Linked DNA regions of Homo sapiens: region 1 is linked to region 2. Evidence: read pairs that join two places in POLR2A ChIA-PET (ENCODE). Cell type or tissue: B cell. All regions are shown on one strand.

Region 1 (5,000 bases), 150 kb before region 2:
GGATGTGCTCCTCTCAATTTGGGAAATTCCTAAGGAATTTTTGTTTGCAGGTTGATTAAGCCCAACCAGTGGAGAGAGGAAGGACCCCGGCTGTTTCAATTTGGACACTCTTGGGGCTTGTTTATTGCTGCAGTGGTCAGACTGTGTTTTGGTGATTGTGTGTGTATCATGGGAAATTAGAATTACATAAACTGATATTCTTTTGTAATAATGCTTGTCCCCAATATTGTTTGGAATCGGAGTTTGCTGTTGAATGAGAAAGTGGGATGGAGTTTCCTGTATCCAGGCTTTTATGTTGCTGTTCTGAGCAGGTTGGGCCTGGTTAATAGGTTCCAGGTGGTTTTCTGTGGTGCTGTTTGGCCCCAGTGTTCCTTGGAGTCTGAGGAGGTTTGGCCTTTAAAAATCAAACTGCTATGGAAACTGCTTTACCCAAAATTTTGGTTCACACCCTATGTTGGATTACATATGGGGCAAATAAAGTGTAACCACGTAAACCAATGACTTTGTATGTGTGCATATGCATGTCTAGATGTGTTTATGTATGTACATTTATTATGCTATGTCTTTTTGTCTAACAAATTGGCTTGTAAACAAAACAGAACTCATAAATTAAGTAAGCCCAAAGTATTTTTCAAGTTCACATGACTTAAGTAAATCTTTAATAAATGAACTGGCTTTAAAAATATTAATAAAATAAAAATAGGAATGTCTTAAGAATTGTTAACATATATTTTTGTTTGGGCTTTATATTTGTCTCTGCTAGATATTTTGAGGTATCAGGGTTTGGCACAGGTTATAAAATGATAAACCTAGCCAGAACAAAATGATCTTTGTAGGAATTTTTTAATAAGTAAGACTAATTTAATGTTATTGGTTTAATGAAAACAGCTGAATCTTCTGAGTTACTGGTGAAAATGCCCTTGTAGTTAACTTAAAGTTCTTATTTAGGTAAACACCTGATATTCACAGGTTATAAAATGGTTAACAAGGAAATAAATAATGCATAAGTAATCGAGATAAACTGCCAAAAATAAATAAAAAATGTGAGTAAGTGCTATAGGTGAAGTTTTTGTGTAACTTATAATCTTAAAAGTTATTTTCAATGCTTATTGGATGCCTGAGTCATTTCCAATTAAGGAAGGGTTATGATATCGGGAAATATATTTCTAAAAATTATAGAATTGTTCTCATTTATAAAATGCTAATATCTGGTAGGCAGTTGAGGGTTTCTTGCCTCATAGTATTTCACTAAAATTTAGGGTTACTAAGTATAAGAATTATATTAATTCTGTATATAAAAGCTACCCAAAAATGTGTGTTCTTAGTGAGAAAAAGAATAATTTTGTCTAATTCAGGAGTTATCTGAATGTTAATTCAAACTATGGACTTGAAAATGTTATTTATGAAACAAGGTAGAAAGGAACCAGTAAATAGGGGAGAGAGATATGAAGAAAGTTATGAATGTGACAACGTATTTTTGGTGAGAAAGGTTATAAAGAAAAGAGAAAAATATTGTGTGAGAAAGGTTATAAAGAAAAGAGAAAAATATTGTATGAGAAAGATCTTGTATGGTGAATTTTTGTCCTAAAATAAAATGACTAGTTATTTAAAAAAGAAAATAAAATTTAGGACAAAATAAGAAGTCCAAAAGTATCATAGATGGTCTATGTAAGTCATATGTTGCTTTTTCCTGGTTCTCTGTGTTTCTATCTTTATGCACACACAGAGAAAATAGAAAGTTGAAAAAGTTTAGATAGTAAAATATCCCTTAAAACCTGATAGAAAATTGGAAAAATTTGACTGATTAACATTGCTCATAGTTAAAGCTCTTAGTTTTGATGAAGATAAAATAAATATTATAAAGAAATATACTGTCAGTTTGGCAATTCTTTTTTAATACAATTAACTGTGAAGCCAGATTTAGCATGGAGCCAAATTTCACATACATGCTTGCATTGCTTCACAGTATATTTGCTATTTTGCATAGATAGTACTGGTACTAAGGTACTTGTACGGGTCATGTACCTAGATGAATTTCTTAATTTCAAAAAATGTATAGTGCTATCAGTTGACTTGAAGACGTTAATCTGTGCACCAGGAATAAAATATATGTTGTGTGCACGGGTTTGTTTTTTGTTTTTTTTTTTTTTTGAGAGGGAGTCTTGCTCTGTCACCCAGGCTGGAGTGCAATGGTGCAATCTTGGCTCACTGCAAACTCTGCCTCCCAGGTTCAAGCAATTTTTCTGCCTCAGCCTCCCAAGTAGCTGAGATTACAGGCACGTGCCACCATGCCTTGTATTTTTCTGAGAGGTGGGGTTTCACTATGTTGGCCAGGCTTGTCTGGAATTCCTGACCTCAGGTGATCTGCCAGGCTTGGTCTCCCAAAGTGCTGGGATTACAGGCATGAACCACCGTGCCTGGCCGTGTGTGTGTTTTTTTAACCTCTAGGTAACACTTTAGCCTCCAAGGTAAACTGAGTAGGATAAAAATTTGGGGTTGGTTTCCTGTTTATTTTTGCTTCTAATTTTCAATTATTGTTGTTTATTCTCTTTTGGGTTTTACTTATGTATACATCTCTATAAAACTATTGATGTTTTTAGTTTGCAATTGAAGGCTTTTATTTGGTTCTTTGAATAGACATTTTGTTTCCTATGCATTTCTAACGAGTCATCATTTGTTCTGTTTATCCAGAATTCCTAGGCTACCTTTGTCAAGCCTCCAAAAATTAATAAACACCAGCCATTTAACATTTGATTGGTTTTGCTTACCCCTGATGATCTTGAGAACTATGAGAGATTTAAAGATCCTGGCCAAAAAATACAAGACTTATTTTTACAAGTTCTAAGCAGAAATAGTATACTATTTATTTTACTGGAAAAAGTAGGTGAGAATAATTTCCAAGGTAATTCAATTCAATCAACAATTTGAGTTGGTTTTACATCTTTTCCTGTAATGAGGGAAAACTGTGATACGGCTATAAACTTAATGCTAAGGAAAGATTGGCCTTATCCTTAAGTAAATTATATTGATTGGAATTTTTTTCAAATTAATTACAATTAAGTGATATTCACTTTGATTAAGTGGTTAAAAAAAAAAAAGTGAGACTTTCCAGTTATCTTTGACCCAAAGCCATTTATCACTGATGGGTCCTCATGTGTGTACTTGAAAACAACATATGTGCAAGTGTTTCACTGGTTTGAAGATTTTTGTGGTGAAAGTTACCTAATCAGCTGTCAGTACTGTATCTAGAAACCAATCTTGGAAATGTGTGATGATGCTCTTTTAAATAGCTGAAAAGAAATTATTGTGTGCTTTACTTTGTTCTTGTTTTGTTGTACGGTATTTAAGTGAAAGGAGATATTCTCATACTGAATTTGCAAAACTGATACTTGCATTTACCATTTCTTTAATGATGGAAAGTTAATTGTCTTACTTTGATAAGTTTGGCATAGGACCTATCACATTTTTTAATGCTTTTAGCCATAGTTCTGTCACTAGAATGCTAGCAATTAGACATGTGCAATGCGTAACCTAACTACTTTAATCCGGTGGTTTGAAGTACTGCAGGCAGTCACTCCTAGACACCAAATCACAATGTTTTAATTTGTGACATGTTAGAATGATAGGACTTTCTGTAGTATAAATAATCTATTAAGTAATCCTTGTGCTGTTAAGTTACAGGCCTTTGACTCCTGAGTCTGAAAAAGGCACTGACCCCTGCAAAATCTTGAGCATTAACACCATTTGAAGCCTTATTTTCAGACCCAAGAGAAGGTGACAATCAAAATGAACGGTTTTCCTAAGACGCAGGTTCAGAAATTAAAACTATTCCATCCCTCTAGGCCCAGGGACTATTGTAGAAGAGGTAGGTCCATGATATTGCAAGGATCAATTTTGAGGGATAAGATTAGTATAGAGTTTTTCTATAAATTAAACAATATCAAAATCACACTTACGCAAGGCCAGTGTCTGGGCCAGTGTGTCAGAATAACAGGGTTTTCTAGGAGCATTGATCTGTTTTTCAATAGAAAATTATAAAAGGTTACAAAAGGTTTATGGAAATCTTACCTTATGGTAAAACTGATTAAAATTAGATTTGTTTATAAGGTTTTATTAAAGTTAGCTTTAACGTTAATAATACCCCATACAAAGGTAAAATATGGTTTTCTCTTTTGAACACAATTTTCATGCAAGAGATAATAAGAGACTTTTGTTTACCTTTTGAGTAAAACCACAGAAGAACAAAATAAAGGAAGGGAGACAGGTTTATTGACCTCATGCCTTTTTTATTAGGTCTTACTGTATAGGAAACGGACTCCTCTTTATCAAAGAGTAAACATTTTATATTATAATTTTGGCTAAATAAATGATTATTTTATAGTAATTTGTGATCCTATTTTGTTATATTAAGTGTTGTAAGCCTTTGATATTTGACAGACTTTACAATAGCAAAATTTCAAGTTCCAAATTCAGTCTTTTTGACCTCAAACTAACTTTTTTGGATGTTAAATTCCCTGAAGTCCAAGAGAGATCTATTAGGCTTATTAGGCTTATTTTATAAGTTAGAATTATACAGCAAGCATTGTCAAATGTGAAGTGGTATTTAACTTTCTTTGGGTTATAGTTATATAGATATGTTGCTAATGTGTGTTCCAGGATTATATGATATTCCTGAAATTCTGATATGTCTTAATATATGTTGTCAGTAATAATTACGATTATTATGTTAAATTGTTGTATGCCACAGAAATAACCAAATTTCCTTGTCAACTGTGTCTTTGGCTATGGCTCCTAAGACTTTTGTCATCTGTAATTGTTATTTTGCCTTGATGCTCCTCAAAAAGTGACTTATAATCAGCTTCAGTCTAGGGCTTGATTCTTTGGAAGAGTTCATGAAAAGGACTCTTGAATGCATGTGTCTGATAACTCTGAAGAATTAGATTAGAGAGAAAATTTGTAGGACACTAATTGAAAGGCTGATGTGTTCATAAAGATTGCTA
Region 2 (5,000 bases):
GAAACCTATAAATACCGATTTACAGTTATTCTCTGTTCCCAGCTCCAGCCAACTATTGATCTGCTTTCTGCCTCTATAAATGTATTCTTTTTGGATGTTTCATGTAAATGGAATCACACAACATGTGGTTTCTTGTGTCTGACTTATTTTGCTCAGCAGTTGCTTTGAGGTTCACTCATCACACAGCATGTGTTAGTGATTCACTCCTTTTTATTGCCCAATAGCATTCCATTGTATGGGTATACATTTTGTCTATTTATTTGCCATCTGATAGATATTTATGTTTCTGCTTTTTGGCTTTTATGAATGTGTTAGTTGGTTCTCATGCTGCTATAAAGATACTACCTGAGACTGGGTAATTTATAAACAGAAGACATTTAACTAACTAACAGTTCCACATGTCTAGGGAGGCCTCAGGAAACTTGCAATCCTGGTGGAAGAGGGGAACCAAGGCAAGTCTTACCTGGTGGCAGGCAGAGAGAGTACAAGGGGGGAACTGCCAAACACTTTTAAACCCATCAAATCTTGTGAGAACTCACTCACTATCATGAGAACTGCAGGGGGAAACCACCCCCATGATCCAATCACCTCCCACCAGGTCCCTCCCTCCCCACATTTGAGGATTACAATTTGCGATGAGATTTGGGTGGGGACACAGAACCAAACCATGTCAATGAATAATGTTGTTGTAAGCATGTGCAATTTTTTTTACGGACATATGTTTTCATTTCTCTTGGATATATCCCTAGAAATGGAATTGCTAGGTCAGATGAACCCTCTATATTTAACATTTTGAGAAAATGCTAAATTGTTTTCCAAAGCAGCTATACCATTTTTTATCCCTACCAGCAATGCATGAGGGTTTAATTTCTCCACACCCTTCCTAACACTTGCTGTTGTGTGTCTCATTTATTACAGCCCTTTTGGTATGTGTGAAATGGCATCTCATTGTGGCTTTAATTTGCAATTGCATTTCCCTAATGACTAATGATGTTGAGCATCTTTTCATACTTTATTAGCCTTTCATGTATCTTCTTTGGTGAAATGTCTGTTAATATTTTTTGCTTATTATTTTTAATTTTTATTTTGTAATTGTAAATTGACAAACTATTGTTGTACACAAAGTTTTGTTATAATGTATAAATACAATGTGGAATAATCAAATCAAGCTAATTAACATATCCATCACCTCAAGTACTTACATTTTGTGTTAAAAAATTTGAAATTTACTCTCTTAGCAATTTTGAAATGTACAACATATTATTATTTACTATATTCACCAAGCTATGCAATATACCTCAAAGAAATCAAAAATTATTCCTCCATGTAATTGAGGCTTTATGGCTATTTTTTTTCTTTTAACTTTTGTTTTAGGTTCTGGGGTTCATGTGCAGGTTTGTTATGTAGGTAAACTCGTGTCATCACAGGGGTTTGGTGTACAGATTGTTTCCTCACCCAGGTACTAAGCATAGTACCCGATAAGTATTTTTTTCTGAACTTTTCCCTCCTCCCACCCTCCACCTTCAAGTAGGCCCCAGTGTCTGTTGTTCCCCTCTTTGTGTCCATGTGTTTTTATTATTTAGCTTCCACTTATAAGTGAGAGCATGCATCTATCTTTGATTGTTTTTTTACAATTGAGTTATACAAGCACTCTCTAAATTCTGGTACCAGCTTTTTATCATAAATGTGTTTTGCAAATATTTCTCCCAGTGTTTTTCCTGTCCTTCCATTTTCTTAATGGTATCTTTTGAAGTGCAAGGTTTTCAATTTTGATGAGGTCTATTTTATCAATTTTTTCATTTATAAATCACATTTTTAAAAGAAATCTGTCTGGCCCAAAGTCCTAAAGATTTACTTCTATGTTTACTTCTAAAAGTTTAATTGTTTCAACTCTTACATTTAAGTCTATGATTTGTTTTCAGTTAATTTTTGTGCATGGTGTGAGGTGAGGGTCCAAGGTCATTTTTTTTGCATACACATAGTTATATTATGAAATGTTTTTCTAGAAGTTAATATGATAATAGCTTAATATTTTATTTTATGAACATACTATAAACAGTGAGGTCCTGGTAAATATTTGACAATCATCTCTTTTAAAAAAGCCCTGATTTGTAGTATTTGCCAATTTCCCTGTGTAAATATTCCAACAGTGTTTAATTTAAAGCTACTACATGACATAACATATGGAGTTGGGAAGAAGTCACACCATTGATTCTTATGAATTGCTACAAGCTGGCTCTAGCATATCACTAAATCAATTTAACCAATCTCCTGGGTTTTTGTTTTATTTTTGTTTGCTTCTTGTTTTTCTCTCTTTTACCCTCAATATATACAAAAGATGCAAAAAAGAAACAAAAAGCAGAAACAGTCTATTTTATTCATCGCTATAAATGAATGCTGTATCTCTAGGGAGTTTCTAGTTCTCTCTCCTTAGGAACACAGCTGTGGGCAACATCCTTGAAGCCTTTCTGTGGTCACATTTAGTAGTGTCTATCACATTTACTTTCAGACAACCCCCTCGCCAGCCTTGCTTCCTTTTAATGATAAAGAAAATCAAGTTTTGACAAATAGAGTATAAAGCAGCTTGAACTTCTGCAATTTTGCAAAAACACATATACAAAATTTAAATTATAGAGGTGACTTCCCCCCCTTTTTTTTCTCCCTCTCAAGAACCAAGTATAGAATTAAGCAAATGCTGAGGAGGAAAATAGTTGTCTTGACAGGCAGTGGAAGTCAAGTGTGAATGGCCACAATGTGTCAGCTTCCTGAAAGTGTCTTGTACATAAGAGTACTGCAAAGAAATCACTGGAGTGTGACACTGTTTCAGATAAATATATCTGATCTTCCTTTCGAGGAAATCTTGTAAGAAGTGCAAATAAAACTAGGGGGCCACTTTGGATCAGATGCTTTTTTTTTTTTTTTGAGGGAGGGTCTCACTCTGTCACCCACACTGGAGTGCAGTGGTGTGATCATGGCGCACTGCAGCCTCGACCTCCAGGGCTCAAACAATCCTCCCATCTCAGCCTCCTGAATAGCTGGGACTACAGGTGTGCACCACCATGAGTGACTCATTTTTGTATTTTTTGTAGAGACAGGGTTTTGCCATGTTGCCCAAGTTGGTCTCAAACTCTTGGGCTCTCAAAATGCTGAGATGATAGGCATGAGCCCCCATGCCTGGCCAATAGATATTTTTAATAAGTAGTTATTAGATGCCTATCTGTAGCTCTGTGGAGCCCACATAGCTTTATCCACATTGTTACAAATGGGAAGCAGCAGAGGCCTGGGATCTGGGAGAGCAGTGAGCCATGGGGGATTTGGAGGAGAAAGGGCACTAAGTTGTATGGGGATAAGAGGGTTTTGAGCAACTGTCACTATTTGGCAAGACCTTTATTCAATATAATTACCATTATTTAAAGTACCCCTTTCTATTACTATGAAAAGTGAGGCTCAGAGAGATGTGAAAGTGCTTACACAGGGACTTCTGGCTTACAAATACCTGCTTTTTAAACTCTGTGCTCAGAGTGTGCATTGGGAGTCACCTCATGAAGTGGAGACTCAAGCTCAGTGACTCATCACAGCCTCCTGCTCTGGCCCCATGTCCCAGTCAGCCCACTCACTGCCCCATGCTCCCCCTCTCACTCCTGCTCCCCTGCACATGACGGGAGTCATACTAACCTTTGTGCAGGTCCCAGAGAGAGTCATGCTTCTGGCCTTCATTCACTCCACACCCTTACCCCGGAATGTTCATCCCACTGTGTTCTTCTAAGAAGCAACTGCTCATCTTTTTCTTTTCTCTGTCTCCTTCTCACTCTCTTTCCCCAACTTTCCCCCCATTAGACTTCTTCTCCTTCTTGCCCTTTCTCCTTCCTTTCTTTCTTTTCACAAAGAATAGTTTTTCTTATGATGTGGCCATTTTAAAAGTTGGATAGGCCAGCCTGGTGGCTCATGCCTGTAATCCCAGCACTTTGGGAGGCCAAGGCAGGAGTATCCCTTGAGGCCAGGAGTTCAAGACCAGCCTGGGCAACAAAGCAAGATCCTGTCTCTACAAAGGATAAAAATAAAGTATTAGCTGGGTGTAGTGACATGGGTCTGTGGTCCCAGCTACTGAGGAGGTTGAGGCGGGTGGATCTCTTGGGTCCAGGAGTTCAAGACCGCAGTGAACTGTGGTCACCACTGCACTCCAGCCTGGATGACAGAGTGAGATCCTGCTCTAAAAAAATATATGTATTTTTTTTTTCAGTTAGATAGCACTGAAAGCATACAGAAGAAAATTAACATCACTCATTTGCGATGACTTTATACAATGTCAGTTTAAACGGGAACTACATTTCCCAGAACTCACTGTCAGTAGGGTTCCAGGTTAGCACAGGCCCGGGGATCTATATAACTAACTTGAGATTCACGAGAGAATGGAGCAACAGCTGTAATGTAACGCTGTGAATGTGCCAGCAGGTTCCGGGGCCCTGTGGTGGCTTGTGCACACTGCAGTCTATCTGCAGGCTCACTTTGGCGTAGGACGGCACCTGGACCCACTGGATTCCGGCTCCCATGCTCCCCTCTGGAAGTACAAGTCCTGGGCCAGGCGCATGTGAACCTCCATGGTGAATGCAGCAGCTTCCTCTGCAGATTCCTAGCGAGGTAGTGGCTGGATGCCGCGAGAGACAGATGAACCTCCTGTTTGTCCTCAAGGCGGGTAGTTTCCGTGTAGGATCTCGCTTGTCCTTACAGGTGCCATCTGATCCTTGCTCACATCCTCAGCTGGCGTTCCTTCCTGACTGCTGGAGTGGCTGACCTGAAGAGACTTCCCACTCAACACTGCAGGCAGAGGGGACAGCCCGGAGAGACTTGCCCGCCAGCTCTCACTTTGCATATAATCTCACTCCTAAATAAATCCCTCAGCTCAGGGGTCCCCAAACTTTCTCTGCGTGTGGTGCCCTTAATTTCTCAGTACTCTCTTCTTAGTGCACCTGGGCCAAAAGAAATACCAAACAGTTCCATTA

Evidence for each region. ChIA-PET counts read pairs that join two places held together with the same protein. Peaks named below come from ENCODE experiments on the same cell type or tissue, not always from the same donor. Only the 100,000 strongest peaks of a DNase experiment are listed, where the experiment ranks them.
Region 1: POLR2A ChIA-PET joins it to region 2 with 6 read pairs; 3 of 35 experiments call an interaction of 5 or more read pairs at or near these places.

Annotation. Positions count from the first base shown.
Region 1 is chr3:46,035,895-46,040,894 of GRCh38, forward strand. It overlaps a transcript of XCR1 not described here. Among named protein-coding and RNA genes, the nearest start is that of XCR1, 11 kb to the left of the region's middle. In B cell, no CTCF peak of the experiment used is centred here; no DNase peak of the experiment used is centred here.
Region 2 is chr3:46,184,480-46,189,479 of GRCh38, forward strand. It overlaps LOC105377067 (a long non-coding RNA gene), which reads left to right. Exons shown (of 2, transcript XR_940805.3): 2 at 4,453-5,000. Among named protein-coding and RNA genes, the nearest start is that of CCR1, 21 kb to the right of the region's middle. RefSeq lists an enhancer at 3,060-3,199. In B cell, no CTCF peak of the experiment used is centred here; DNase peaks (open chromatin) are centred at 2,612 and 3,462; H3K4me3 peaks cover 1,243 bases; H3K27ac peaks cover 627 bases.